3 separate regions of the Homo sapiens genome follow, and all the other regions are linked to region 3. Evidence: chromatin loops called from intact Hi-C (ENCODE). Cell type or tissue: heart right ventricle. All regions are shown on one strand. Each heading gives the region's core, and the rest is flanking DNA. Links, peaks and the distances in the headings are about the cores only. Region 1 overlaps GFPT2 (glutamine-fructose-6-phosphate transaminase 2). Region 2 holds the start of LOC124901153 (a long non-coding RNA gene). Region 3 overlaps RASGEF1C (RasGEF domain family member 1C).

Evidence for each region. Peaks named below come from ENCODE experiments on the same cell type or tissue, not always from the same donor. Only the 100,000 strongest peaks of a DNase experiment are listed, where the experiment ranks them.
Region 1: it touches region 3 in a loop (9-fold over the local background); 48 of 110 quality-filtered maps call a loop at or near these places.
Region 2: a loop joins it to region 3, with 3.0 times the contacts of the local background. A loop is called at or near these places in 47 of 110 quality-filtered maps.

Annotation. Positions count from the first base shown.
Region 1 is chr5:180,323,012-180,333,144 of GRCh38, reverse strand. It overlaps GFPT2 (glutamine-fructose-6-phosphate transaminase 2), which reads left to right. Exons shown (of 19, transcript NM_005110.4): 5 at 1,592-1,650; 6 at 2,311-2,445; 7 at 4,807-4,868; 8 at 8,250-8,329; 9 at 8,840-8,957. Among named protein-coding and RNA genes, the nearest start is that of GFPT2, 25 kb to the left of the region's middle. RefSeq lists enhancers at 341-1,328, 2,319-3,306, 3,307-4,296, 9,331-10,016. In heart right ventricle, for the core only: CTCF peaks have their summits at 4,095 and 4,294 (motif pointing right); DNase peaks (open chromatin) are centred at 2,234 and 4,304; H3K27ac peaks cover 2,908 bases; H3K27me3 peaks cover 730 bases.
Region 2 is chr5:180,461,502-180,471,634 of GRCh38, reverse strand. It overlaps LOC124901153 (a long non-coding RNA gene), which reads left to right and starts at 6,339. Exons shown (of 2, transcript XR_007059087.1): 1 at 6,339-6,660; 2 at 7,076-8,619. It overlaps LOC102725231 (a long non-coding RNA gene), which reads right to left and starts at 4,402. Exons shown (of 4, transcript XR_941323.2): 1 at 4,271-4,402; 2 at 3,964-4,033; 3 at 3,366-3,524. RefSeq lists enhancers at 372-571, 3,373-4,572. In heart right ventricle, for the core only: no CTCF peak of the experiment used is centred there; a DNase peak (open chromatin) is centred at 4,382; H3K27me3 peaks cover 806 bases.
Region 3 is chr5:180,122,318-180,132,450 of GRCh38, reverse strand. It overlaps RASGEF1C (RasGEF domain family member 1C), which reads left to right. Exons shown (of 14, transcript NM_175062.4): 5 at 3,841-4,041; 6 at 4,768-4,842. Among named protein-coding and RNA genes, the nearest start is that of RNF130, 56 kb to the right of the region's middle. RefSeq lists silencers at 5,132-5,201, 5,272-5,321, 5,548-5,842. In heart right ventricle, for the core only: CTCF peaks have their summits at 5,032 and 5,232 (motif pointing left); a DNase peak (open chromatin) is centred at 5,170; H3K27me3 peaks cover 2,104 bases.

The sequences.
Region 1 (10,133 bases), core at 672-8,671, 200 kb before region 3:
GTGTGCACAAGAAGCGATCAGAGCACAGAGCAGTAAAAAATAAATAAATAAATACATAAAAAATAAAGCTGAGCTGTGGTCAGCACATCTGTTGAAACTGGGCTTTTCTTATTTAAGCCCTCCCATTTTTGGGTGTGACCTCACAAAAACAAACACTACAATTTTTTTAAATAGAGGAAATCATGGTGAGAATAAAGAAAAAGAATAATGGAAAAGATTTCAAAAGATGCTGTGGGAGAAATCTTTCCCGAACTGAAGGAAAACTTGAGTTGGATATCCAAAGAAGGGATCAAAAATAGTCAATAGACCAGGCACAGTGGCTCAAGCCTATAATCCCAGCACTTTGGGAGGCCAAGGTGGGTGGATCGCCTGAGGTCAGGAGTTCGAGACCAGCCTGGCTAACATGGTGAAACCCTGTCTCTACTAAAAAAATACAAAAATTAGCCGGGTGTGGTGGCGAGCACCTGCAATTCCAGCTACTTGGGAGGCTGAGGCAGGAGAATCGCTTGAACCCGGGAGGCAGCAGTCGTGGTGAGCCAAGGTCACGCCACTGCACTCCAGCCTGGGCAACAGAGTGAGATTCTGTCTCAAAATAATAATGGTAATAATAAAAACAAATAAGACTTCACAGTGATGCTTTGAAAAAAATAGTCAATATTTATGAAGCGTATCCCACATCTAGACACCTCCTGGTGGAATTATTGAACCTCAAGGGTAATAGGGAATCTTTCTGTCCTCTAGGGGGAGAGGGAAACGGAGCTACTTGCCCAGAAAAATTCTCAGGCTGGCCTTGGATCTTTCCCTCAAGGCACTCATATGCGGGCTATTCATTGAGAAAATGCAGTGGGGTGGAGGCAGACATCCCTCACCGCATCCCCCGCATCCCCCTGCTCCCCCCGCCCCCCCGCCACCTCCCCGCCAGGATCAGCGGGGTGCTACCTGTGCAGGAAGCCGCCCGCGTGAGCTGGGTTGTGCGGCAGGAACTGGGGAGGTGGGAAAAGCTGCAGCTGGCAGATCCTGCTGTGCAGGAATGTGGCTGAGCCTGGGGATGCCAGAACTTCTGGGATTTTTCCCCCAAGGAAACCAGGATTTTAAAGTGAACACTCAGAATTTTAAAAACTCAAATATTTTTACAACACAGTGTGGGTCAAACACAGCACGGTGCTGGACTGTTCTTTGCGACCTCTTTGTGCCTAAAGCCAGTTGAGAGTGCCTGGAATCACTTCTGGAACGAAGGGCTCATCATCCCCGTGGGACATGAACCCCAAAGCCTGTTTGATACTATAATAGCGCACAGGGGAGAGCTCTCTGCACGGTCAGGCTGGTGGCTGCTGGTCACTGAAAGAGGGATGTGTATTTCCTCCGGATCCCATTGTAGTAGCCGCTGCCCTAGACATCCCTGGTGCTAATCCCTGGTTCCACTGTAGTTGCTGCCGTAAACATCTGTGCTAATCACTGTAAACAAAGTGTGCTTAACAGAAGTCTTGAGGCCTGGAGTTTGCAGAGAGTTCTCAAGCCTTGAAATCATCTCTCTTCACATCTGACATGAACCTCCTTCTCAATAGCATTTCTCTCTTAACTTTTCTTTCAGAATTTGTTGTCATCCACAATGGGATCATCACAAATTACAAAGATCTGAGGAAATTTCTGGTAAGATGCTTCCCCTAGGTGATGTCTCAGTCCGGTGGGATTGGTCTCCCCAGAAACTTTCCAGCCAGCTCATTTCCTTGCGGAAACCAGTGTGGGAACTGAGTGAGACCCACACTCAGCCACGTCACCGTGTTGAGAAGAAACCTCTGCCTTGGCTGAGCCAGGCCCTGCAGATCTCGTTTGAGGAGATAACAGGGCATTAGTGTTTATCTCAAGGGCCACTGCAGATTCCCAGAATCAAAATAACAGGAGCTTCGTTTTATTAAACTGTCTGCATTATATAACACAGCGACTCGTATACCGGCGGAGTTGGGACGGAAAGTCAGACAGTGACTGTCTGAAGTTTGAAAGGCTCTGTGGTGTTAGTTGGGATGTGGGTGGGTTTGACTCAACGTATTTTATCATTTTGACTGCTGTTATTTTGCAATGTCCAGATTAGTGGCAAGGGTGAGCTTCTGAGGTGGGATGATCTCAGGGCCTCCGGGAGTGACTCAGAGGTATTTGGCTGTGATGCTGGCAAACATTTTTCCCCCCTTCCCGGTTTTCCCTGTTCTTGACTTAAGTCACTCCAAGGGCAGATCACCAGGGAGGAGAGGGAGTTGGCCAGGCAGGCATTGTGCAATGACCAATCTCTCACACTGTGCCGACTGCATATTCCAGGAAAGCAAAGGCTACGAGTTTGAGTCAGAAACAGATACAGAGACCATCGCCAAGCTGATTAAATATGTGTTCGACAACAGAGAAACTGAGGACATTACGTTTTCAACGTTGGTCGAGAGAGTCATTCAGCAGTTGGTGAGTTACAAATCCCATCTGTCTAACTCATTCCTTCATTCTTTCATTAAAAACATTTTTTTCAAGCAGCAAGTGCCAAGGAATCCTTCATTTTTTATAAGCCCTTGTTAGACAAACTTGCACAGAGTCCTGGGGATAAAAGACAGCCCATCTGCAGAGCCTGGCCTTAAGATGTTACACTCTTGTAGAACTGGAAGACGTTCTGTGGTTTGGGTAGTCAACATCAAATAGAAAGTGCCCTGCTTCATCGTGACACTTCTGAAATTGTGACTGGCATTAGAGTCCGTGGCTTTTTATGATGCACACGTGAGCTTGGTGGTGGTGTGCAGAGAGAGTTGTGGTACCAAGCGAGGATGTGTTTCTAGGTTTTTCTTTTTTGAGACAGAGTCTCACTCTGTTGCACAGGCTGGAGTGCAGTGGTGTGATCTTGGCTCACTGCAACCTCCACCTCCCAGGTTCAGGCAGTCCTCCTGCCTCAGCCTCCTGAGTTAGCTGAGACTACAGGCACGCACCACCACACCTGGCTAATTTTTGTACTTTTAGTAGAGACAGGGTTTCACTATGTTGACCAGGCTGGTCTCGAACTCCTGACTTTAAGTGATCCACCTGCCTTGGCCTCCCAAAATGCTGGGATTTACAGGCGTGAGCCACTGTGCCTGGCCTGTTTTTGTGATAGGTGATATCACAGCATGTCTGTATGTGGAACGGAATGGCCCAAAAGAGGGAGAGAGGGAGAGAGATTGGGGACATCCCAGAGGACAGGGCCCAGGGAGAAGAAGTCCCTGAGAAGGGAGCACACACTGGGCGTATTGTCCAAGGGGAGGCCCCTACACTGAGGAGGAGGTGGAGCAGACACAGGCCCATGCAGGGTGCGGGAGGACGAGAGGGGTCCGGGCCTCTCAGAGCCCATCCTGTCAGACAGCAGTGCCACCCAGTAGCTCCCCCAGGGCTGTGGCAGCCTGGACACTGGCCCAGAGTCCAGAACATCTGGCAGGCACCATCCTGTAGTGTAAAATACATCATTCTTGAGCAGGTGTTTTCAGAGTCTGATTTAAAAAGTAAGTCTACTGTTGAAGCCTTTTTGTCCTCTAACTCCCGTTTTTGGAGGTCCATCATTTAGAGGACGTGTTTATAAAAAACAGCCTATCCCACATTTAATGTGCTGGATAAGGTACAGTGAGCCAATTAGGTATTACAGCATGCTGTTTCTTCTTTTCCATTTTTATTTTGAAATTTCAGAAATACCTCTCTCATAATGACACTTTTAAACTTAAGACTTTTCCTACCTGGGACAGTACCGGGCTCTTTTTGGCAGAGAACGTGCAGTGTTTTTCCATTCAGTCCTATTTTATTGTTGACAAAAGCACCAGGGTCTGCCTGAAGCCCCCTGGTTTGGGGCAGTTTGAAAGCCCCAATGAGGCCTGGGGACGGTGACTCAGGTTCCTGGCCCTGTAGCTGAGTTGGCAACCTGGACCCGACACGCTGACCACCCGGGGCCTGGGGCTGCCCGTGGCTTCCACACTTGGAGGATTTCTTGTGGAAATTCAGATTTGCAGCTGGTTATATATAACTGAGCTCTGCTAGGGTTGCGGTAAGTTAGTACAGGATGGTCAGGACGTGGGGGAAGAATTTACACCAAGAATTTAAGTCAAAAAACCATCTGGCCTCTTGTGTTAGGAGAGCTGGATTCTAGTTCTGGCTTTGCACAAACCAACCAGCTGAGGCCCAGAGGGCAGGTGGCAGTCGTATCCATGGAAAGGATAATAGCAGTAACGGTCATGACAACCTGTGCTTCTCTTGGGTCTCCGGATGCCAGGCTCAGTGCATTAGCTTATCATCGTCACGGAAGCCCCGCCAGGTGGCGCTGTTCTCACTTCCTTCACCGATGAGGAGAACGAGGCGCCAAGAAGGCTAAAGGGAGAGCCCAGTGCAGGGGTGGAGCCAGGATTTGAACCCAGGCCCTACCGTGTGTTGAGCTAAAGTGCACTTCACAGGGGCTTGCTGAGTAGGTGCTGTCCCTGAGCAGGGCAGGGAAGCCTGGTCCCAGCTATCATTTCCTGTGACTCTCACTGCCCCGTCTACCCAGCTGGCACCCCTGCCGGGCTCCCTGTGGGCCTGGGCAAGCCGCACATCGCTCACCGTGGAATTCACATGTTCTGGTTTGTGGTACTTCCCGTGGCACCGTCTGTTTTGCTTTCCCTCGTGATGTCACCCCGGATGCGCTGTTCTGCACTCAGCTCCCCGAGGGACCCCAGGACCTCCCGCCATCAGGAGGGGCCCAGGGAGACGCACCTGGGCTGTGGCCAGGCTGCAGCAGCGGCTGCTGGAACGCGTTGACCCTCACTGTTTGTGTGTTTTCAGGAAGGTGCATTCGCGCTGGTTTTCAAGAGTGTCCACTACCCAGGAGAAGCCGTTGCCACACGGTGAGGCAAAACACACTGGCATTTCCCATAAGAAAGAACGAAAATAAAATCACTTAGCTGGAGGGAGACGGGAGAGGTAGGGCCTGTGGCACGCTGAAAGGTGCTCGTGGTGTCTAAAGAACAACTGTGGCTCAGCCCCGGGGACCGCGCCCCACCATCTCCATGGCTGGTGGTGCTACACTTCTGAATTAAAAAAAAAAAAAAAGAAACCAGAAAGTTGGATTTGTGTTTGAAATCTCCACAGATTTTTAGAGGTGGGCAACAAATTCCAGTTATAAATAAAATCGTACAGACAGGGCAGATCCAGGTTTTGTGGGGCTTGAAGCCTGTACAATGTGGGCCCCCCTTTAAGAAAAAGCAAAATTATGAACATGAAACTAGGGAGCAAAGTGAATATTGATTTGGATCCAGTACAGCAGAGGCCTTGAAGGCCCGGGGCTCAAGCTTCACCTTCACAAAGGAGCATGCCAGGAATCGGCTCAGAGAGCCTGCTTGCCCCAATGTGTCCCTCTGTTACGGTGGGCCCCCAGTGCTGCATGGATTTACAGAAGCAGGTTAAGTGCCATCCTGTTTATATTCACATAGGTTGATCATCCATCCAACCATGCAACTAATATTTACTGTGCACTTACTGTGTGCTGGGCCCTGGGGACTTAGTGACATCTGACCTGGTCCCTGCCTTGAAGGGCTGAACAGTTGTACAGGAGGGCAGAGAAGGGCAGAGGATAGTGATGCCCTGTGCCCGGCCCCAGCACAGGATATCACCTTACCTGGCAGGGGGGCAATGGCAGGTAGCCCCAGGCAGGCAGTGGGAAGAGGAACCAGCATGAGCAAAGGCAAGGGGCCCAGAGGGAGTGGGACCTCCCAGGATCCCCGTTGGCAAGGTGGGGGCATGGTGCAAGGGCATTGGTGGGACGGAGGCGTTCTAGGCCCAGTGTGTGTTTACTGACACCTGCTGTGTGCCAGGCATGGGAGACAGTGGTGAGCAAGGTGGTATGGACACTGCTCCAGGGCCTCAAAGGCTGTGGGGAGTGGAGAGGCGGACAGAGGCCGGCTCTAAATGGCCTCAGTGCCCTGTGGGCTGCGGGCTTCATCTGAAGCCCCAGGGGAGCCATCTGGAATGAACCTGTGGCCTGGGAGACGGCCGGAGAGGGTGAGGCTGTCTCTTCCAGACTGGCGTAGTATCTCAGCAGGAAACAACAGGAATTTATCATCATTTTTTTTAACCTTTTCTAAAACTGGAACTAATTTGCCATTTGGAATTTAATTCCTTCAATTCATAGAATTATAAAATACCAGTTGGTTCCTATCAAATTTAGAAGCCCTTTTTAAAATCCAATTTTATCATGATTTACTATTTTAAATGAACTCAGAAGAAGGCAGCGTGAAGAAGCAATAAAGCTTTATTTTTCTAAATTGCCTATAACTGAGGGCTCTATAACCTGCAGTACAATCTTCGGGTTGTCTTGGGAGAATTATATGTCTCAAGGTCTAGAGAAACCACAGAGCTCAACCTACAGCAATAAAATTTGGGGGAGTCATTTGCCAAGAAAATTAGATATCCACCTACTTTCTCACTGCCATTATTATAAACTATTTATGCTAGTTCCCCACTGGCCCCAGAACTATGTCTCAGATTTGCTTTACACAATAAATGATTAAAATATTCAAGGTGTTCATAGCACCTTCCTCAAAGCCCCAGACTTTGTCCCCCGCTTTGAGAAGCCATAAGTGGGGTCCAAACAGGCCAACGTGACTGGAAAACAAGGTCTGTTATTGTTGAAGAAAAATTTAGGAACTGCATTGAGTCAGGCTAACAGATTATGGATATATGTGGACTGGATTCAAGCCGATGAGCAAGCACTTCATTAGTTCATTGATCTAAGTTAGCAAGAAATCACCTAAGGTAAAATGTTACTGGATTGTATTCCAATTCATGTGTTTGAAACAGCTCTCTTAAATTGTCTTATTACAGTGTTCGTCGGTGTTTTCTTCTTATTAATAAATTAATGTGTAGAGGGGAAAGGCACACATCCTTTCGTAACTACTGCACTTTTACCTGCCTGGTTTTGAAGAACCGCAGGTTTAGAGCGCATGTGTTACCAGAGTGAGCCTCTTATTTCTGTGCACACCTATGGTAGATTTTATTTGCATGCTATAATTTATAAGAATGAGCAAAGGATTAGATTTTGGAATCAGGATATCATTTAAATCATGAGATCCTTTTATTTATTTATTTATTTATTTATTTAGAGATGGAGTCTCGCTTTGTCGCCCAAGCTGGAGTGCAGTGGCACGATCTCGGCTCATTGCAACCTCCGCCTCCCGGGTTCAAGTGATTCTCTTGTCTCAGCCTCCAGAGTAGCTGGGATTACAGGCACCCCCCACCATGCCCAGCTAATTTTTGTATTTTTAGTAGAGACAGGGTTCCGCCATGTTGGCCAGGCTGGTGTCAAACTCCTGATCTCGTGATCTGCGCGCTTCAGCCCCGCAAAGTGCTGGGATTACAGGCGTGAGCCACTGTGCGCCCAGCCAAATCATGAGATCTTCATCACGTCCACCACTAGAAGTTGTGAATCAGAGGAAATATCCTAAAGCTCTTTCCTAAAGATCCCCTGCTGAGGTGCTCAGAGAGCCGGGCTGCAGTGGCTGAGACAGTGACGCTGGGACAGGAGGCCTGAGTGAGGGCCCCTCACCTTGGCCAGCTGCAGACTCCCTGAGATTTTGCCTGTGACAGTTATTGTCCTCTTTATGATGAAGTCTACCTGGTGCGGGGTGAAGATTCTAAACTTCCATCCACGGGGTGTCACTTTGGCAGAGACAAAAAACCACCCAAGAAATCACCTTATGTCACCTACAAAGTAGAGAATATACAAAAGTCAGTCAGACTAGTGCCCACTAATGCTAGAGAACTGGGCTAGGGGAAGGGAAGGAACAACAGGGGGTCTTTGGGCAGATGGTGGGTGCAGAGCCCTATTGTTATAGGGATGCGCTGCCGTCGAGGCTGGGTGGAGACCTAGAGTGCCCCTGTGCCCCACCAGCGCCTCCTCTGCTGCCAAACGCTCAGCCTCCGCCATCTAACCTTGTGGGTTGGTCACATGTGGGGACTTGACTGGACTGGAGGAGGCCCGGCCTAGGAGGGTGGGAGTGAGACAGGTTACCAAGCTTTCTGGGCAGGTGGGTGATGCCAAGTCAGGGACCTGGGACTCAGGAGCTGGCCTTTCCATCCTGTGCTCCAGGCGTCCGTCCTGTGGGACCTAAACAGGATCCTCCACCACTGGGAAAGGGCTAGATTTGGGGATCCTACCTCAGATGCTGGGCAGACACCCAGCACTGGGCGTCAAAGGCAATGGGTAATGGGATGCCTCTTTCTCCCTACAGGAGAGGCAGCCCCCTGCTCATCGGAGTCCGGAGCAAATACAAGCTCTCCACAGAACAGATCCCTATCTTATACAGGACGTGTAAGTTTCTCAAGAAGTACCGGAACAGCACAGCTGCTGGTGTCGCAGGACTCGGCAGCTGCTCTGGCACAGTCAGCTCCCCTCTGAGGCAAGGAAACCCCACTCTGAGCCAGACCCAACAGGCGCACAGCTCCAGGTCTAAAAGGTTTTTGTGCAACTGAGACTTGGCTCCATTTTTTTTAAGCTTTTTATCATGGACATGAATTTATCATGATTTTGTATATTGTCAAACATACACAAAAGTGCCATTGTATAACGGCAACTGGGCTTTGATGTGAGTGCTTCTTTGGTTTGTTTTTGTTTGCATTCCTCTCACACTGTAGCCATTTAAATGCTTTTGCAGTGGTACTGTGCTATTGGGGGATCTTTTACACGATTTGGCTGACACAGCCAAAGCTAAAAATTGCAAATTTCTCCCACACATATTCAGAGGGGAAATTGGTTCCTTGCTGCATATTATGCAAACAAAACATCCCAGTGGGATTTGCAACCCATTCCTCCATTTGCTAGGCACTCTGGAGAATGTGAAGAATATCTGTAAGACACGGATGAAGAGGCTGGACAGCTCCGCCTGCCTGCATGCTGTGGGCGACAAGGCCGTGGAATTCTTCTTTGCTTCTGATGCAAGGTAACTGAGCCTTCTTCTCTTCGCTTCCTGGGATTACATAATCAAAGAATGCCTGTCTAAACACTGCCGGTTCTTATTCATCCTTCCATGTGAGCTATCGTGGCTCAGCAAGTCGCAGGGCCAAAGAAGAGTTCAGCCATCCCTGGGCCTGGGCCTGGAGTCCTTGTCCTAGGAGCACCTGCATGACTGTGGTAGGCAGCCCTGGTGGCCAAAGGCCAGATGCACTGGTGGGCACAGTGCTTCGAGCCTGCACAAAATGAATGGGTTAGTTGCCAATGTTGTAAAATTTGGAGATTTCACAGAGAAATCTGAAATCTCTAGCTTCTCTGGAAGAACTAGCAGATCGGGGCATGCTGTGCAGCCCTCTCTCAGGTGGCAGGTGTCTGGATCTGCTCAAAGGCTGCCCCCTTTAGATGAGACAACTGTGTCTAGACCTCAGTCCCTCCCATGCCCCTCCCTGCCTTTGCCTGGGGTGAGACCATTTGTGAAAGACAGAGCCAAGACACAGGGAGTTTTTCAATTGATTCTAAAGTCCATGCTCTCATCAATCCACTGAATAATGATTTTGAAATTTGAGAAATTCTGCTTTATACTCATTTCAGAAAAAAAAAAAGTTATACACACACTCACACACACACAGAGAGAGAGAGAGGGAGAGAGAGAACCAGAGCACTTTCCTGCCATTTGAAGTAGAAAACTGCTGTAATCACCTCTGGTACCTTCTTCAAAGACCCAAAGGCTTGGGCCTTTGTTATGTTTCCATTCTTGATGGGTTTTCTCTTTCCCGACCAGCCTCTAATAGGGCCGTGCTGTGAGGCAGGGAGGACACCAGGCCGGGTCTCCTGGGAAACGGGAGCGACAGGGAGGCGAGGCCTGATTAAACGCACAGCCAGCATCATACTTAACGCTGAGGTCAAGGCAGCGCTTCCCAAATGGTGCCCCTTAGAACACGCCGAGAATACCAACGAGACGCTGGTATTATTTCAGTGATTCTAAAACACGGAGAATTGTAGATTTTGGCATAGTACCATTAGAATTTGTTGAAGCTTTTATTTCTTAGAAGTTTGTCAAATAATTGTGATCTTAACGATCAATAGTAACTTATATTCAATGAAATATGATAGATGTTTCTTTTTTTATTTTTATTTATTTATTTATTTTGTCTCACTCTGTCGC
Region 2 (10,133 bases), core at 1,150-9,149, 340 kb before region 3:
AATATCTGGTTAATAAACAGAAGCTTCCCTGAGCTTCAGGTGCCCCATAGCCCCAGCCTTTTCCCTGAGACCCCAGTCCCCTACACTTTGTCCTGGGTGGTGAGTGTCTTCCCGCCTTTGGCGATTTCGAGCTTTTCCTCACGTGGGAGGGCAAGGAGCTGCATGCAAAGGGGTGATGCTGAAGGCTGCACCTCCAGTTTAAAAAGGCTCCCCGGATGATTTTGACTACCAGCCAGATTTACAAGCCATTGCACAGACAACAGGGCTAGGGTTCAGACTCTTCCGCTTCCCACAAGTGGGGTTTTAGAGACGTCACCTCTCCTCTTTGAGTCTCGGCTTCTCCATCAGTGAAACGGGGATGAGGATCTCTCTTGCAGAGTTGGGAAAATTAGAAGAGATGCTGTGTGCAGCGACCCTATACCATGTGCAAGGACGCCCCTCCAGGAAGGTGGTGTAATGTACATGATGACCACCAGGTGGTGCCATTGGCATCGGTGGGGAAGCGCAGCCAGGCTCAGACTCGGGTGGGTGTCTGCAGCTCCTGCTTAGCTTTTGCTTGTTTTGTTTTTTTCTTTTAAACTGATGGCTCCCCCAGGAACACAGAATCAGAATCTCCGGGGTTGGGGCTAAAACGTATATTTTAGCAAGTGGTTTTAGTCCACACTGTGAAAATCTGTGATCTGCTGTTTTTCATAGAGATGGGGGTCTTGCTATGTTGCTGAGGCTGGTCTTGAACGCCTGGCCTCAAATGATCCTCCCACCTTGGCCTCCCAAAGTGCTGGGATTACCAGCATGAACCACCGTGCCCAGCCTCTTAAGACCGGCTATCTAGAGCACCAAGCAAGGGTGCTCTCTGGAGTAATGGGTTCTTGCCCTTGGCTCTCCCTGGCTTTGGCACGGGACCTCCATGGGTGAATGAGCCCCCGGGATTGATAGGACAGCCCCTGATGGAGCCCACTTCCTGGCTTTGATCTTGGCTGTCCCTCCATGGCGCTTCTGTGAACATCCTCCCGCCCCATCCATGCACAGCATCTGCGCTGAGGAGAGGCTTGGACCCTGCAGGCTGCAGGGAAACGCCACTGGATAAGTGACGCCTACCGCGGAACAGCCCTCAGCAGCTTAAAGCAAAGGAAGGCGTGCCAGGAGGTGCCATAGTCCATCCAGGTCAGAGATGACGGGACCTGAGCTCAGGTGGTAGAAGGAAGGGAAGAGAGGAAGACCCAAGAAGCTTCCAGGATGTGTGGGGTGGGGAGGAGAGGGACAGGTCTAGAAACGCCTCATCCCTGCAACTGTGGTTAAGGGCCAGCAGCAGCAGTAGCTGGGTTTCTTAGAAATGCAAAATCCAGTCTGTAGCCCCAACTACTTAGGAGGCTGAAGCAGGAGGATCACTTGATCCCAGGAGTTTGTGTTCAGCCTGGGTAACATAGTGAAACCCTGTCTCCAAAAGAAAAGAAAGGAGGGAGAGAGGGAGGAGAAAGAAAGAAAGAAATAGAAAAGAAAGAGGAAAAGAAAGAAAGAAAGGGAGGGAGGAAGAAGGAAAAAGGAAGAAGGGAGGGAGGGAGGAAGGAAGCAAGGAAGGAAGGAAGGAAGGAAAGAAGGAAAAAAATAGAGAAGAAAGGAGAAAGAAATCCAGAATCTTAGGCCTACCAGGCTTGCTGAATGAGAACCTGCATTTTAATAAGACCTCCAGGTGATTTACGCATGCCTTGAAGTGTGCAAAAGCCCTGGTCTACAGTGTGCAAAGCCCTGGTCTAGTGTGTGCAAAGCCCTGGTCTAGAGTGTGCAAAGCCCTGGTCTAGAGTACCAACTAAGATGCTCGCTGTTATGAGTGGGCAGCAATGACATCACCCATGGTAGAGGATGGAGAAGGAGGAGGAGCAGGAGAAAGCCAGGGGCGGTGGGGAGGGGGGTATCTGAGTTCCACTGGAGTCTCCAGAGTTGGAGGGAGCCTGAGGTTACCAGGTGCAGTGTTGGGGAGGAGCTGGGCATGTGCCTGAAGCTAGGGGAGGGCAGGGTCTTGCAGGAGGTGCAGGAGTGGGAGCTGGGGGCACACCTGTGATGGCTGGAGTCCTGAGTGCAGATGACATCTCTCTGGGAAGTGGGGTGGCACTGACAGTGCCCAGATGGCCGTGATATGGACGGAGTGGATTTGGGCTCAGCTCCTCTGACTCCATGGTTTGTGTTGTCTGCCCAGGGCCTTCCTCAGAGTTGCCTGGCCTTTGTGACAACTTGTCCACCTGATGCCTCCACGCAGTCCTTCACTGGCTTGCAGTCCCCGGGAGCACTCACGACCTTCCCGCAGCCCAGGTTGCTGCTGGGAACCCCCGCCCCCCAACCCAGGGAACTGCACACCACACCTGCTCGCTTCTGCCAGAAGCCTGAGCAGTCCCCCTTATCCCCAAGCCTCACTGATTCTGCACCCCAAATCCATCCACTTCTCTTCATTCCCACTGCCACCACCCTGGTCCAAGAACATCACCTTGAATCAGACGACACAAAGGGCTGTCCCAGGATCCAGCACTGACCTCTACAATCTACTCCAGCCACCGCAGTCAGAGGGACTGTCCCAAAATGCAAATCATTCCCACATGCTTCCGTGTGGGCATCTCTGGTGGCTTGTCACCAGGACGGTGTTGCTGCCACAACCTCTCCAGCTCTGCCTGGGTGTCTCCCCGTGGCACCAGCACCAGCCTCCCCCGTGGCCTTCTGCCTCCAGCCAGGCCGGCTCTTTTCAGCCCCAGGACTTCCCGTGTGCCCCCAGATCTCCGTAGTGGGCTCCTTCCCTACCTCCCCACCTCAGGGAGGCCTTGCGCGTCATTCCCGTTCTCAGCACCATTCCCCCACCAGGGACCCACGCTGCAGCAATGCATCTGCTCATCGCCCTGGTTATTGTCCATCTCTCCCCACAACTATCAGCTTCCTGCAGTGAGGACGGCGGGACCAGACAGACACGTGTATTCACTCTGGTGTTGAGTGACCGGCCAGCGCGTTCCGGAATCCAGAGAAATCTCAGGACCCTGGGGCTGAAGTGGTTGGGAAAAGCTTCCTGAAGGTCCTTCCTGAGATAAAGCTGGAAAGAGGGGCAGACTCTTCGTAAGTACAGACTATTTTGGGCAGGGTCAAGGGTGAGAGATGAGACTGAAGTGTGTGCACAGGAGATGAAAGAGACCAACCTGGCTGCCCGGAGCTGGATGGAAGTGCAGAGGGCCTCAAACACCAGGGTGGTGAGGCTGGATCCAACCAGAGGCCTCTGACAGAGTCCAGGTAACCCTGAGCTCTGGCCCCAATGTCCTGCTCCTGACCTCTGTGCCCTGGGCCAGTCCACATCCTGACTCACACCAGGCCCCATTCCCATCTGAGCTCACCTTGGCCTGCGTCTTCGTCTGTTTTCTGTTGCTATCACAGAATATCACAGACTGAGTAATTTACAACGAAGAGAAGTGTATTAGGCTGGCAGCGCAGGAGGCCGGGAAGTCTGAGATCAAGGGGCCAGCATCTGGTGAGGGCCCTGCTGACGTGTCATCCTGTGGCAGTAAGTGGAAGGACGGGGTGTGTGTGCTCCAGAGACAGACCAAGAAGGGACCGAACTCGCTTTGATAACAAACCCACTCCCATGATGATAGCATTGATGGGCTCAGGAGGGCCCAGCCCTTGTGACCTCATCACCTCTTAAAGGTCCCACCTCTCCGTGCTATTGCACTGGGGACTAGGCTGCCAGTGCAGGAACTCTAGGGGACACTTTTAAGCCACGGCAGCTTCTCTGTCCCGACTCCCGTGGCCTTCCTGACTTTCAAGCCCCCCTTCCTCCAGGCTAATAATCACAATTGTCCCTGTCCCAGCACAGGCCGTCAGCCCCTCCTCCACCCAGGCCAGAATCAGCGGCAGCAACCCTGGGCACCCCGACCTGCCCTGCCTGCCTGGCCCTTGGGGGACTTTAGCCACGCTCTGAGCCCATTTCCTCACCTGTAAACCGGGGTGAAGACGTTTCCTCCCTGAGCACGAAATGTTTTTCCACCTTCCTGCTTCAGACTTTCTGGACCAGTGGGGAAGAGGGGACCTCCTGGAGCTGACTCAGCACCAGAAAACAGTCCCCACCAGCTCTCTAATTTGACCCCAGATGTGTCTTTCTCCTTGAATACGGCGGGACGGGCGGCTCCCTCCCTCACCACCTCCCCTTAGAGCCCTGGATTCTTATCTTGAGTGCAAAGCAGGGCCTTGCCCCGGGGCCCCAGTACACCTCTCCTCCCTCCCATTAGTCCTTCCAGCTCACCTCAGTTCTCCACCAAAGGCTGAGCGTGCCAGCTATCCACGGGCGCCTGCCCAGGGCTTCCCGGCTGTGGCCAGGGCAAGAGGACAAGACAAGCTCTTGGACAACCCACTCCGCCCCGGCCTTCTGGCTTCTGGAAAGCCCTGGGGAATTCCAAGCTCACTGCTGGCCCCAGCCCAAGCTGCCACACCCTGCCTCTCCAGCAGCACCATAGCCTCACCCACAAATACTCTCTGCTGCCATCCATTCCTCAGCCCTGCCTCCTCCTCCAGGAAGCCTCCCTGGTGACCCCAGCCCCCAGGAACAAATAGCATTTATCTTTATGCAGAATTGCAGAACTTTTAAAATTTTATTTTTGAGACAGAATCTTGCTCTTGTCACCCAGGCTGGAGTGCAGTGGCACAATCTCAGCTCACTGCAACCTCTGCCTCACAGGCTCAAACCATCCTCCCACCTCAGCCTCCCGAGTAGCTGGGAATACAGATGCACTCCACTACACCCAGCTAATTTCATATTTTTAGTAGAGACGGGGTTTCGCCATATTGGCCAGGCTGGTCTTGGACTCCTGGCCTCAAAGGATTCACCCGCCTTGGCCTCCCAAAGTGTTGAGATTACAGATGTGTGCCACGGCGCCTGGCCTCAAACTTCTTTTACAGATTCATGCTTTGTGGGGTGTAGGGTCTCCCCTTTGTTTCTGACCAAGTGCCCAGTGTTTGGGGGCTGCCGTGAGCCCCTCCTCTGCTCCCCGTACACAGAATGGAAGCCTGGCTGAGTGCTAGACCACTCGTTTTCTGGACAGGGTCAGGCAGGCATACCTGGGAGCAACCACACCGCGCCCGCGCGTGGCTGAGGGACAGGTTTGGGAACCTTGGAAGCGCGTTAGGCCTGAAGCTCAGAATGCAGAAGCTTGAGCCGAGTATTGGGCAGCCATGGAAAATGCTGCACCGCCACCCTGCCCGGAAAAAGAGGCAAGGCAGAGAGGACTCTGCATAATGGCATCTTTGAGCAGGCCTGTCCGCAGCCACAGGGCTCTCAACGGGTGTTATCTGGTGAGAGGGTGCCAGTAGCTGTGGGGGAAGGTGCTGTGCCTGCCAGACCTGCAGCTCCTAGGCTGAGCCACTTTTGGCCAGGTCTCCCCCAACGCCGGAGCCCCAAGCCACAGGCCCCAGAGTCCCCTGTGCTGGTGGCTTTCCTGGAGGGGTGAACTTCGCTGAAAGTTACCAGGTGGCCATCTGGTTAGCATGGACAAGTCCAGCCTGGAGCTACTGAACTGGGGACACAGCCCAATCCAAGGCACCTTCTCTTAACTCAGCCATGTGCCACAACTGCCTGAAGGACTGTGGGCCAGCTCACGTTTGGACAGGGCCTTTTAGCCTCCCCCGAGCCCAGGCAGGTCATTTTGCAGATGAGGAAACTGAGGTTACAGAGGCTGACACATGGTTCTCCAGGGTGTTATGTGGCAGACGTATCTTCACTCCCCTGGTGTCTGTCCCTGTCATTTCTGGGTGGGGAAGGTGAAAGGGGTTTCCTGGCAGGAATCAGTCTGGTTCCTACAAAGGGCCGAGGCCATCATGCTGGGGCTGAGGCAGATGCCGGCCAGCAGGCTACATAAGGCGGAGAGGACCACACGTCACCCTCAGTGGCCAGGAGCACCAGTGCCAGGGCGAGCATCCTGTCAGTAGCAGGGAGGTGGGGTGCACCTAGTGTGTCTGGAGTTTGTCCCTTCCGGTGGGTTTGTAGTCTCGCTGACTTTAAGAATGAAGCTGCGGACCTTCACAGTGAGTGTTACAGCTCTTAAAGGTGGTGTGTCCGGAGTTTCTTCCTTCCGGTGGGTTCCTGGTCTCGTTGACTTCAAGAATGAAGCCGCAGCCCTTCACGGTGAGTGTTAACAGCTCTCAAAGGTGGTACAGACCCAAAGAGTGAGCAACAGCAAGATTTACTGTGAAGAGGGAATCAACGAAACTTCCACACCGTGGAACAGGACCCTAGGGAGTTGCTACTACTGGCCAGGGGTGGGGTGGGTGGCCAGCTTTTTTTATTCCTTTATTTGTCCTTGCCCACATCCTGCTGATTGGTCCATTTTACAGAGCACTGATTGGTCCATTTTACAGACTGCTGATTGGTCCATTTTACAAACCTCCAGCTAGCCACAAAGCACGGATTGGTGCATTTTTACAGAGCACTGATTGGCACATTTACAAACCTCTGGCTAGCCACAGAGCATTGATTGGTGCATTTTACAATCCTAGCTACAGAGTGCTGATTGGTGCATTTTACAATCCTCTCGTAAGACAGAAAAGTTCTCCAAGTCCCCACTGGACCCAGGAAGTCCAGCTGGCTTCACCTCTCGCTAGGGGCACCTGCAGGAGACGCAGCAGATATAGGCATCTTTGGTGAGTATCCACTCCCTCTTATGGTGGCTCCCTTAGGGCTCGTTCCTGTCCCTCTCTCAGTAGATGGGGTTCCAGCCAGATGGCCCCTTCTGTGCCCTGCAACAGGCCTGGGGCCAAGGCCTGAAGGCTGACCCATAGCATTCCTTTCCCTGTCAAAATTCCTGCTGCTGAGATGGGCACGAGTTCAACCCAGGATGACAGACACCATTCAGGGACTTTTGGAGGGAATGTTTACTTTGGGTTTATTGAGCTGGGTGTGTGGAAGTCAGAAGTGCTGGAGCCTGTGAGGGTGAAGGCAACACGAACTGCAGCTGACTGGGGGAGGTTGGGGAGTGGGGGAGGCACAGGCCTGGGGTCGGGGACGGGACCCTGGCCAGGGATGCCCAGCATCTACACATATGGTCCTTTATCCCAGATCCCATCTTCACTGGGTTTCCATCCCCTCCAAGAAGAGTCCAGCGAGGCTCAGAGCCCAGCAGTCTGAGGCCGGAGCGTGATGTCTTGATGGAGTGCAGCAGCAGGCGGCCACAGGGGGGCTCCAGGTGGAGGCAGGGTGGACAGAGGGTGGCCTTGGAGGTGCGTGGGGCGGGGGCAGGGAGAGTCAGGGGCCTGAGCCAAGACCACGTTGTTGATGGGAGCTGAGGCCCAGAAGACAGGTGCTGGGAAGGGCCAGGGAGTCTTCCAGAGTCAAGATCCCAGAGCCTCCACCTCCCACCCAATGCTGGGATTTGTAGCTGGGGGTGGGCCGGAGACAGGAGGGGGACTGGGAAGATGGCCCTGATACTTTCCAGAGGAAGCCAGCTTTCTCAGGGGCTGCAGGAGCTGTTCGTTCAACAAACCTCAGACCTGTGCTCACCCCTGTGAGGTGGGGGGCGTGGGACCTGGGTTAGACCCAGTTCTGACCTTGCCCTCCAGAGCCCACAAGGATAACGGGAGGCAGGCCTGGTCCTCACACCAGGTGCCCAGCATCCTGCCCAGGCTGTGCTGGGGCTGACCACCCCACGATGAGGGTCCATTTCTACCCGCTCTGCTGCAGAAAGGACAGGGTCTGTCTAGGGACAGATGTGGAGACCCTGAAAGATGCAGCAGCAGGATGGGCCTGGGTGGGAGGAGCTGGAGCTGGAGGAAGCTGGGCACCAGCTGTGAGCCCCACCTCACATCTCCAGCTCACCTGGACTTCTCAGTAATCCCTCAGGCTGGCCTGGGCTGCAGAGGGGGTCCCAGCTGTATCAGCACGCAAGGCCTGCTCTGGGGCAGGCTGGGAAGCCCTGGTTTGTCAGAGAACTGAAACCACACTGAGCAGACGCGGCTGCAACCCATGCAGAGAGAGAAGAGCAGCTTTCAGGGCTGCTGACTTTGCACTGGAACCCCAGATGACTCCCACAGACCCTGCTAGACCTCTCCACCAGGCTGCAGCTTCCAGGAGGAGGAGATGCCCCATGGCTGATGCAACAAGTTACCACAAACCTGGTGGCTAACACAAGTTTATTCTCTACAGTTCTGGAGGCCACAAGTCTAAAGTCAGTTGTACGGGGTAAAGTCAAGGTGTCAGCGGGGCTGGTTCCCTCTGGAGGCTCCAGAGGAGAAGCTGCTCCTGGCCTCTGCCAGCTCCTAAGGGCTGCCAGCATTCCTTGGCTTGTGGCCACAACCTCCAGTCTCTGCCTCCCTGGTCACGTCGCATTCTCGTCTGTGTGTAATCTCTCTTCCACCTTCTCTTCTGTGTGTAGTCTCTTTTCCTCTCTCTTGTAAGGACACTTGTGATTACATTTAGGGCCCACCTGGCTAACCCAGGACAACCTTTCCATCCCAAGATCCTTAGCTTCGCCAGGTGCAGTGGCTCACACCTGTAATCCCAGCATTTTGGGAGGCCGAGATGGGTGGATCACTTGAGGCCAGAAGTTTGAGATCAGCCTGGCCAACATGGTGAAACCCCCTCTTTAATAAAAAATACAAAAATTAGCCAGTTGTGGTGCATGCCTGTAATCCCAGTTGCTCGGGAGGCTGAAGCAGGACAATCCCTTGAACCCAGGAGGCAGTTTGCAGTGAGCCGAGATTGTGCTAGTGCACTCCATCCTGGGCAAGGAAGTGAGACTCCATCTCAAAAAAAATCCTGGCCAGGGCCTGTAATCCCAGCACTTTGGGAGGCTGAGGCGGGTGGATCACGAGGTCAGGAGATTGAGACCATCCTGGCTAACAAGGTGAAACCCCATCTCTACTAAAAATACAAAAAAAAAATTTAGCAGGGCATGGTGGCGGGTGCCTGTAATCCCAGCTACTCGGGAGGCTGAGGCAGGAGAATGGTGTGAACCCGGGAGGCGGAGCTTGCAGTGAGCCGAGATCGTGCCACTGCACTCCAGCCTGGGCGACAGAGCGAGACTCCATCTCAAAAAGAAAAAAGAAAATCCTGGCTGGGCGTGGTGGCTCATGCCTGTAATCCTAGCACTTTGGGAGGCCAAGTTGGGCGGATCACCTGAGGTCAGGAGTTTGAGACCAGCCTATTCAACATGATGAAACCTGGTCTCTACTAAAAATACAAAAAATTAGCCGGGTGTGCTGGCAGGTGCCTGTAATCCCAGCTACTTGGGAGGCTGAGGCAGGAGAATCACTTGAACCCAGGAGGTGGAGGTTGCAGTGAGCCGAGATCATGCCACTGAACTCCAGCCTGGGTGACAAGAGCAAAACTCCATCTCAAGGCCAGGTGCGGTGGCTCATGCCTTATAAACCCAGCACTTTGGGAGGCCGAGGCAGGTGGATCATGAGGTCAGGAGATCAAGACCTTCCTGGCCAACATGGTGAAACCCTGTCTCTACTAAAAATACAAATATTAGCTGGGCATGGTGGTGGGCACCTGTAGTCCCAGCTACTTGGGAGGCTGAGGCAGAACAATTGCTTGAACTTGGGAGGAGGAGGAGCTTGCAGTGAGCCGAGATTGCACCACTGCATCCCAGCCTGGGCGACAGAGCAAGACTCCGTCTCAAAAAAAAAGAATCCTTACCTTAATCACACCTGCAGAGCTCCTTCATGCCACAGAAGGCAACGGTTGTGTGCTGCAGGGATTAGGACTGGATGTCTTTGGGGCCATCATTCAGCTGACCACACTCTCCCTCCTTGAGGAGACCTAGCCTCACCTGGAGCATCCTTCATTTCCACAGGCACTCATGGTTGGGCTCCTGGGAAGAAGCTGCTGTCAGGATATGCCAGCCTCCGGGGCTGAGCAGGCTCCCACCCCGCACCTGGCCTGGGGAGCCCAGGAGCTTGGTGAACCACCAAGGGGGCAGCAGGAGCTATGTGGCTCCTGCAGTGTGGCTGTGGCTCCCCATGAAGTGGGGCCTGGAAAAACGTGATCCCACTCTCCCAAAGCAGGAGGGGGTGGCTGGGGATGCACATTCCCAGGCCCAGGAACCTGGGACTTCCAGAAGCTCCCTTGGCACTCGGGTGCTATTGAGGCCTGGGCACCACTGGGGTGCCGTTCT
Region 3 (10,133 bases), core at 976-8,975:
AGAGAACAAAGGCCAGTGCTCATCTAGCCTCACCTGGTCAGGGACAGGGGTTCCAGCTGTGAAATGCCCAGTCCAAGAGAGCTTGGAGGCACCTGGAGAGCCGTGGCTGCCGCCCAGGCCACCGTCGGACGACTCCGCATTCACACCCGGCTCTATGCACGCAGCAGATGGCTTGTGGAAATAGAAGGAAACGTGGCTCCAGACCACCCAGCCTCCCGGGCAGCCTCCCAACTATGATCAGTGCGGAGAGAGGGCTTCAGCCCGAGGCAGGAGGGGCAAAGTGCTGCTCCACCCCAGCACGGCCTGGTGCTTCATAAACATGGACCCACGATAGTGACGAGGGGATGCCTTGACATGCTCGGTGGTTCAGGTCTCTGGCCCTGCCCTTATCTACCAGCGAGATCTCCAAGCTCCTATCCACGAGTGTGGAGAAATCAGTGAGAAAATGAGAGGAGGCCAAGGAGCAGGGCAGATAGCATAACCACACTCAGAGGGGGCATAGAAGAGTCAGGAAAGAACAAACAAGCTAGAACCTAACATCACTGGAAAAATCGAAATAAATTAGCAAGCAGGAAAGGATGATTATTTGGAATGAATATTGGTTCATTCAACAGTAACAAATCTTGCTAAAGTATCTGTGTTTTTAAAAAATAAGGCAATCTCGTGGCCCTATCAAGGGGTAGGCACAGACACCCTGCAGCCTTGATTTTGGCACGGGCCTGCAGTCCGCCCTGACACCCTGCTGGAGAGAGCGTCTGACTGTCAGCAGGTGAAGGCGGTGTTTATCCACGCATTCAGCAGACGCTGGTGGACACCTCCTGTGAGCCAGCTACGGCCCTTCATGAACACAGGGCAGCCCGCAGTTGGCTGTGTGGAGCTTGTGGTCCAGGGAGAGGAGATGCACGTGAACAGAATCATTTCCCTGACAGCTCTAAAAGTGGTGTGGCAGAAGGGCTCACAGCACTGAACACCAATGGCCCATCTGGGGAAACAGCACTTGAGCTTCGGTCCAGTGGATGAGGAGAACGTGCCAGAAGGGAGAAAGCTGTCCAGATCCTGCCGGGGACATGGGGAGTGGGGACATGGGGAGGGTGGGAAGGAGTCAAAGGGGCGGAGGAGTGACCTGTGTCCAGAGCACAGAAGGGGAGCAAGGGCGCATAGAGGCCACCAAGCCTGGCCAGAGCTGACCTCGGAGCCTCAGAGTCACGCCAGGGCTCCTATCTTTGCACAAGCCATGGAGGCATTTTCAGGAACAGGGAGGCAGCGATCAGATTTGCATTTTGAACAGACCTCTGTGGCTGCAGGGTGGAGAGAAACCGGCGTGGATGCATTGGGGGCATTAAGAAGGCCAGTGCAGCAGAGAGATGACAGTGGCCTGGGCTCCAGAGACAGTGGTGGGATGCGCAGAAATAGAAGAAAATGAACTAGAGAGGGGTGGTGATGGCCTAGAGGGGCATGAGGGAGAGGGCGGGGTCGAGGATGGCACCAAGCCTGTGTGTCTGGTGGCCGACGCGCTATCCACCAACACTGGGAATACCAGCTTTGGACAAGGAGAGTCGACCTCCATTTGCTGTGCTGGGCAAACAGAGGACCATGGGCCATATGACGGACCGCCGCCCATATGACTCTGGAGATCAGAGGGAGACTGCAGGTGTGAAGCAGAACAGCCAGGAGCTAAGTAAGAGTGAGAAGAGAGGCCTAGACAGAGCAGGAAGAACCCCGAACCCCAGCATCTCACGACAGTGAACACAGGCAAGCCTGCAGACAGCCCAAGGCAGGAGCAACCAGGAGGCTGAGGCGGAGGTGGCCAAGGAAGACGCAGCCTGAGAAACGGCCACTGGCTTTGGTGACAGGAGGGCCCAACGAATTGACTGATGGGAGTGGCAGCCAGGTGAAGTGATTCAGGAGTGAGTGGGGGTGAGGAGACGAAACAGCAGGTGTAGCCACTCGTGGGACTCTGGCTTTGCCTGGGAGAGAGACAGGAGGTCCGTGGAAGGGCCAGGGCCCACAGGGGACTGACCGTGCCCCTCAAGGCTGGCAGTGGCTGCGCCCCACTCCCCATCTTCCCAGCACTCAGATGAAGCCCTGGGAGGCAGTGTGCCGACCACAGTTTTGGACACAGCCTTCCTGAGAGGGGTCGTTCCTTCCATGGGCCCCCTGCCCCCTACCCCGCAGAGGAAGCAGGCCACTTCAATTACCCAGCGTGGAGCCTAGTTTCCCTGGCCTCTGCTCCCAACAGTACTCATCCAGGTCACCCTATGCGACTTCTTTGATAGGACCACCGTCGAGACAATGGGGTCATTTCCTCCCACACTAGAATAACAGCTCCACAGGGCTGCAAGGTCTGTGCTGCCGCCGCTGTGCTATGAGAGCCCAGCCCTGCTCTGGGCACACAGTGGGTGCGCAGTAAGTGCTCACCCCCACCAGCCAGCTCAGACGCACGGGCTCTTGCTTTGGGCCACATCATGGGCTGGGTACAGGGATGAAAGGCCGTGGCCACCCCTCAGGGGCACCTCCTCTCCCACCGTCAAGGAAAACCTAATTATTTCCCCTCGGAAACCCCTATTTCCAAGGAAGTGCCATCAGACTGGCTGGGTTTGTTAAGGTAGACATCCTCATGTCCTCAAGGGGTTTGGTCTAACTCAGAGTGAGATGCAACCCCCTACAGCCAGGAGCCGGCCTGGGCACTGGCAGAGGCAGTGGTGGGAGCTGGAGCCTGGTCCCCAGCGATGGCGCACCTTGACTGGACAGGCTGCTGCTCCCAGAGGCCTCGGGAAATAACGAAGGGTGGCAGTCGGCATCATCAGGTCACTTCAGAGATTGCAGGGAGTTTTCCTTCATGCGATTTTGAGACACACAGAGCCTGCAGTGAGCGGTGGGCAGGTGTGGCATCTGCATGCTGGCTGTGAGGGTCTGGGGGCTCCGATTGCTCTGGGGGGGCCTCAGCCAGGGCCCTGGGGTGCTGCTACTGTCTGAGGACGCTGGAGCCCTGTGCTCTGGTGGCGGGGTTGGGAGTCGTCTGGCACTCCTATGGCAGTGGGCAGCTGTGGCAGAGCCTCAGATGGGAGGAATGGGACAGGACGTGGCTTAACCCTAAGCCTAACTCTCAGAGCACGGGCCAGGTGCAGAAGGCGCCCACTGGTTAGCCGGGCAGTTGTCCGACTCTTCTATCTGTTGCCCATGGAAGGAACGACCCCTCTAAGGAAGGCTGTGTCCAAAACTGTGGTCGGCACACTGCCTCCCAGGGCTTCATCTGAGTGCTGGGAAGATGGGGAGTGGGGCGCAGCCACTGCCAGCCCTGGGGGGCACAGTCAGTCCCCCGTGGGCCCTGGCCCTTCCACTGACCTCCTGTCTCTCTCCCAGACAACAGCACAGCTGGTCGGGGAAGGCCGAGCTGGGCCTGGGAGATAACAGAGGCCCCATTAAAGCCAAGCCAAATGCCAGTCGTCTGCCCAGGGCAGGGCCCATGCCATGTCTCCCGCCTCTCTCCCTTTCTCTGGCTTCCTGGCCGTGCCCACCCCACTCTACCCCACTGCCCCAGACAGCTGCCCCCGGCCCCCGTCACCCTCCCTGATGTGTGCTCCTCTTGGCTCCCACCCACAGATGGGAAGCCCTGCAGCCTTCACCCCAGATCCCTTGCCAGGTGGCCCCACCCTGGCCGGGATTGGGTCCTGTTTCAGGGTAGGGGCAGGTCCTGGCCCCTGCGCTGGTACCTGGCCTTTTCTCCAGAGACCCTGAGGAAAAGACCCTCCCTTTGGAGCCCAGGTGGCTGCCTGGTTCCAGTGTTAGAGATGCAGAGATGAGTGTTCAGTCCTGAGCGCCCTTCTTTCCACCCACCAGGCATACCGGAAGAGGATGCATCAGCTCCTACAGGCTCTGCACCAGAAGCTGGCGGCTCTGCGCCAGGGGCCAGAAGGTCTGGTGGGTGCCGACAAGCCCATCTCCTACAGGACCAAGCCACCAGCCTCCATCCACAGGGAGCTCCTTGGTGTCTGCAGCGACCCCTACACACTGGCCCAGCAGCTGACCCACGTGGAACTGGTAAGCCGGCCCAAACCACCTTCCTCACCCGGGATTCAGCAGGACACACACAGATACACTGTGCCCTCCCTGGCTTCCCAGAGCAGCCCCACAAGCTTGTGAAGGAGGCCCTGGCCTAGCCTCGAGCATGCACTGGGCCCCTTGTGGATGCAGAGGCCAAGGGCCCACCCCAGGGAGAGGGAGGCTGGGGCGGGTTCTTCCCTTTGAGACTGAGGGTTGATGGCGACCTCCCTGCTCTCCAGGCACTCTTCAGCGCGCTCCCGTGCGCTCGCTCATGTCTCCATCACCTGGCCAGGCAGGCCCTGTACACAGAGGAAACTAAGGCCCAGAAAGGTGAAGCGACTTGCCAAAGTCACACAGCAGAAGGGACAGAGCCAGGGTTTGATTCTGACCCAGATGCCATGCTCCTAGCCACCAGCCCCTCCACCCCGCAGAGGAAGCAGGCCACTTCAGTTACCCAGCGTGGAGCCTGGCTTCCCTGGGCGTCACGCCTCATAGCATTGCTCCCTGCCCCCATGAACCGGGAAAGGAGGGGCTGCCTCCTCCAGGGAAGGCGCTGAGCTCTGTGACAACCTAAAACAGGGTCTCCAAGCCCCAGTGGGGAGGGCAGTTGCAGAGTGACTGTTGTGAGGAGGACTAGGGGCTGGGGCACCACGGCAGGCCCCCCAGTGGACACCCCCTCCCCATACCTTCCCTCTTTTACCCACTCTTCACCCTTCCCTGCAGGAGCGGCTGCGGCACATCGGGCCTGAGGAGTTTGTCCAGGCCTTTGTGAACAAGGACCCTCTGGCCAGCACAAAGGTAGGAGGCTCTTACGGGCTGTCCCAAAAGTGAGCCTCACCCAGTGACTGGCCGCTCTCCGGGGAGCCCGCGAGCCTTCTCTGGGCGAGCGCTGGAGTGGCCCAGAGTGGGACAGGTGGGCTCGGGGGGCCCTGCCCACTCCGCCACGCCCCTCCAGCTCGGGGGCGCACCACGACAACCGAGTCCCGAGTCCCCGGAAAGCCTGGACGTGCGGGACGTGGGGGTCACCCACCCAGCGAGGGAGGAGGAGTGGGCCAGGAACCAGGCCGTGGGCCGCGCTGCTCGGGTGGGCCAGGACCCTGGGCAGGGAGGAGGGTGGAGGGCCCCCTGGCGCGCTCCGGGACCCCGTGCGCCTTCCCGGTGCGTTTCGGTGGGCGCCGGTGCCCTCCAGCGGCCACGCGGGGAAGCGCGGGTTGCTGCCCGCTGCCCGGGATGGGTAAGGGAACTCCTGGGTCCCGGTGCTCAGGACACAGCCCACGCACCCGGATTTCGATCCCGCCCTTCTGGGAGCCCAACCAGCAGGGTGCCGGTGCCTCCCACGGGCTAAATCCAAGCCAGAATTGCAAACATTGTGCCTTCTGCCCTCACACCTAATAAAAGTACAAACTATGAGATTGCATTTTTCACTTCTCAGATAAGCAAAAATCACCTAGTAGGTTAGACACATTGTGGAAGACACACTCCACGTGGCTGCTGGGGTGAAGCTGGCGCAGCCACTTTGGAGGGGAGACTGGCACTAGCATCGACGCTCTAAATGGACTTTCTTGACCCCAATTTTCCATACCTACGAATTTATCCCACAGATACACACCCATGTACACGAACATGCACGGACGAAGATATTTGGGATAGACAATGTTTATTATGGCCAAACACTGGGGGCAGATTGCCTTGTCACCCATGGGGACTGGATTACAAATTATGAAACGTCTATAACTAGAATGGTGTGCAGCTGTGAAAGGGAATAAGGTGGACAGAACAACCTCCAAGACCTATCCCTCCAGGCACTGAGAGAAAACGGTAGAGGGAAGAGCAGGGGCGAGAGTGTGTGACCATTTGGGTAACAAAAAAAGAGGGTAACACAAAACCATGTATGTTGCCTGTGTCCGTCAGCACTCTCTAGGAATGCTGACTGCTCTGGGAATTCGGAACAACTGTGGTGCTGGGAGGCAGGAACGGGAGGGAGATTTTTTTTCTTTTTTTGAGACGGATCTCACTCTGTCGCCCAGGCTGGAGTGCAGGGGCGCGGTCTCCGCTCACTGCAAGCTCCGCCTCCCGGGTTCACACCGTTCTCCTGCCTCAGCCTCCCCAATAGCTGGGACTACAGGCGCCCACCACAACACCCGGCTAATTTTTTGTATTTTTAGTAGAGACAGGGTTTCACCGTGTAAGCCATGATGGTCTCGATCTCCTGACCTTGTGATCTGCCCGCCTCGGCCTCCCAAAGTGCTGGGATTACAGGCGTGAGCTACCGCGCCCGGCCGAGATTCTTGTAAGATTTTTTGTTTGGTTTGGGGCCATTTCCAAATATTACTTTTTTATTGTGAAATACATCAAGACGACACATGACATTTGTTTTATCCCCCTACTGTAGATGAACATTTGTGTGTCCAGCTTTTTGCTGTTATAAATATTCCCACAGTGGACATTCTTACACCCGCTGGTATACACGAGTGCACACTTTCTGTAGGGTGTCCGTTCTCAAAAGGCTCAGGATCCCTTTATACTCTTAAAAATTATTAAGGACCCCAATTAACTTTTGGTTATATGGATTATATTTATCAATATTTATATTAGCAATTAAGATTAGCTTTTTTTTTTTGAGATGGAGTCTCACTCACTTTTGTCACCCAGGCTGGAGTGCAGTGGTGCGATCTCGGCTCATTGCAACCTCCACCTCCCGGGTTCAAGCGATTCTCCTGCCTCAGCCTCCCGAGTAGCTGGGATTACAGGCATGCGCCACCACGCCTGGCTAATTTTGTATTTTTAGTAGAGACAAGGGTTCTCCATGTTGGTCAGGCTGGTCTCGAACTCCCGACCTCAGGTGATCCACCCGCCTTGGACTCCCAAAGTGCTGGGATTACAGGCATGAACCACCACGCCCGGCCTGACTAACTTATTGTGCTAACTTGCACCTCTGGTACAATGTCAAATAGAAGTATTGATAGCTGGCATCCTTATTTTATCCTGATTTTCAAAGGAATGCTTTTAACGTGTTGTCCCAATAGAGTATGATGTTTGCTACAGGATTTCTTGAGATGTCTATTATCAGCTTAAGGAAGTATCCTGTTCCTTCCTAGTTTTCTCAGAATTCTCATCATGAATGGTTGTTAAATTTCATTTATTTTTTCTGGATCTGTTACTCACATATTCTCTTCTCCTTTAAACTGTTAGCTGATTGTTTATATTAGTTTTTAAAATAAATGTTTCTTTTGTTTGTTTTGGGTTTTTTGTTGTTGTTGTTGTTGGTATTTTTGAGACAGAGTCTTGCTCTTTTTCCCAGGCTGGAGTACAGTGATGTGAACACAGCTCACTGCAGCCTCAACCTCCCGGGCTCAAGTGATCCTCCTGCCTCAGCCCCCCAAGTAGCTGGGACTACAGGCACATGCCTCCATACCTGGCTAATTTTGGTATTTTTTGTGGAGACAGGGTTTCTCCATGTTTGCCCAGACTGGTCTAGAACTCCTGAGCTCAAGAGATCTGCTTGCATTGGCTTCCCAAAGTGCTGGGATTACAGGTGTGAGCCACCTCACCTGGCCTAGTTTTTTATTGCTGTTGTTGTTTGAGACGGAGTTTTGCACTTGTTGCCCAGGCTGGAGTGCAATAGCACGATCTTCGCTCACTACAACGTCCGCCTCCTGGATTCAAGAGATTCTCCTGCCTCAGCCTTCCAAATAGCTAGGATTACAGGTGCCCACCACCAAGCTCAGCTATTTTTGTATTTTTAGTAGAGATAGGATTTCACCATGTTGGTCAGGCTGTTCCCGAACTCCCGACCTCAAGTGATCCACCCTCCTCGGCCTCCCAAAGTGCTGGGATTACAGGCGTGAGCCACTGCGCCAGGCTGTTTTTTTAATCAATGTTGAACCAACTTTGCATTTCTGAGATAAACGAAACTGGGATAAATGAAATCATTATCTTTTTCACACTTCCCTGGATTTGGTTTGCTAATGTTTTAGGATTTCTGCAACTATAATCGTCAGTGAGACTGAACTGTTATTTCCCCTTCTGATACTGTTCTTGTGTAGTCTTTGTTTCTCTTACCCTGATCTCTATTCTTCCTGAAAGACTGGAATTACTTGTTCTTGGAGCATTTTGTAGAATTAGCCAGTGGAACCATCTAGGCTTGGTATTTTCTTTTTCTTTTTTTTTTTTTTGAGACAGAGTCTCGCTCTGTCGCCCAGGCTGGAGTGCAGTGGCGCTATCTCGGCTCACTGCGAGCTCTGCCTCCTGGGTTCATGCCATTCTCCTGCCTCAGCCTCCCGAGTATTTTCTTTGAGGGATGACTTTCGTGTACTGATTCAAGGTTATTCTTGTTTGTTTGTTTGTTTCGTTGTTTATTCTTGTTATTAATTTAATGGTTTTAGGACTATTTAGGTTTTATGTTTCTTCTTTAGTCTGTTTTGTAATTTATATTTTCCTAGGAATTTGGCCATTTCCCCTAAGTTTCCAAATTTATAGACATACAATTATTTGTAATATTCTCTAGGTATCTTTTTAATTTCTTCACATCTACATTGATCCATCTCTAGTATTTTGATTATTTACACCTCTCTTTGTTTCTTTATCAATCTTATCCGAGGTTCATCAATTTTATTAATGTTTTCAAATAAAGATCTTTTGACTTTGTTGATTCTGTAGATTGCAGTTTTTTTTACTATTTCATTTCTTTCTTCTCTACTCTTTATTATTTCCTTCCATCTACTTTCTTTGGATTTATACTGTTATTCTTTTTCTAGTTTCTTATGTTGGATGTTCAGCTTGTTTTTATCCTTCTTTTCTAATAAAAGCATGAAAGATGGTTGATTTCTTTTTACATAAATTTTTATTTACAGCCTCCAAGTTTTATTTTTTAACATTTTCATTATCATTCTAATTCCATTATGATTTCATCTTTGAAACATAGATTATTTCAAAAAATTTTTTAAGTTTCTGAACATTTGAAAAGAATGCGTATTCTCAAGTAGTTAAGTTCAAGTTTCCGTGTTTGTTTATTGCTTCAAATTGTGTTGCTGAGATTCATATTCATCCTGGGTTGCGTTTTGTTTTTCTTTTTCAATCTCCCTAAGCTACTAGTTACCGTCATGTGTGTTAAAATCTTCCATGTGACTGTAGGACTCAACTTCTCCTGATAAAGAACTTCAGCTTTCTGATTGTTTTTGCCTCCATATATTGAACCTATGTTACTAGCTGCAATCAAGTTAAGACTTGTGACATATCCCTGATGAGCTGACCCTTTTATCATTATGCAATTTCTCCTACAGCTTTTTGCCTCAGGGTCTTTTTTGTTGCCTTAAAGTCTATTTTGTTCAATGTTAATATAGTTACGTAATATTTATCAGATATATTTTTCTCTTTTTTTTACTTATATCCTTGTGTTTGGAGTGTATCTCTTGAAAGTGGCAAGCAGCTGCATTTGTTAATTACAGTGTTGTAATCACTAGTCCATAAGAATTTGTTCTTGCTATCTTCTGTTGTACCACATAGTTATCTTCCTTATCTGTTTCTTTTTCCTCCTTCCTTTGCTTCCTTTGGATGAATAGGTCCCCCATTCCATCTTCCCCTCTATTTATTGAAAGTTACCCTGGCAGTTTTTTGGGGATTTTTTTTTGTTTTTTGTTTTTGTTTTAGTTTTTTTTTTTTTTTTTAGATGAAGTTTCGCTCTTGTTTCCCAGGCTGGAGTGCGGTGGCACAATCTCGGCTCACTGCAACCTCTGCCTCCCGGGTTCAAGCGATTCTCCTGCCTCAGCCTCCTGAGTAGCTGGGATTACAGGCACCCACCACCACATCCAGCTAATTTTTGTATATTTAGTAGAGACAGAGTTTCATCATGTTGACCAGGCTGTTCCTGAACTCCTGACCTCAGGTGATCCACCCACCTTGGCCTCCCAAAGTGTTGCGATTACAGGCGTGAGCCACTGCGCTTGGCCTACCCTGGCAGTTTTAACAAACACATTTAGGTTAAGTTTCATCTTTTAAATGGTGGTATATTATACAGTGGAAAGTTCTAAATCCATTTAAAAATTTTTTTTCCAAAGGATATGTTATGGCACAGGGAAAGGTTCGCATAG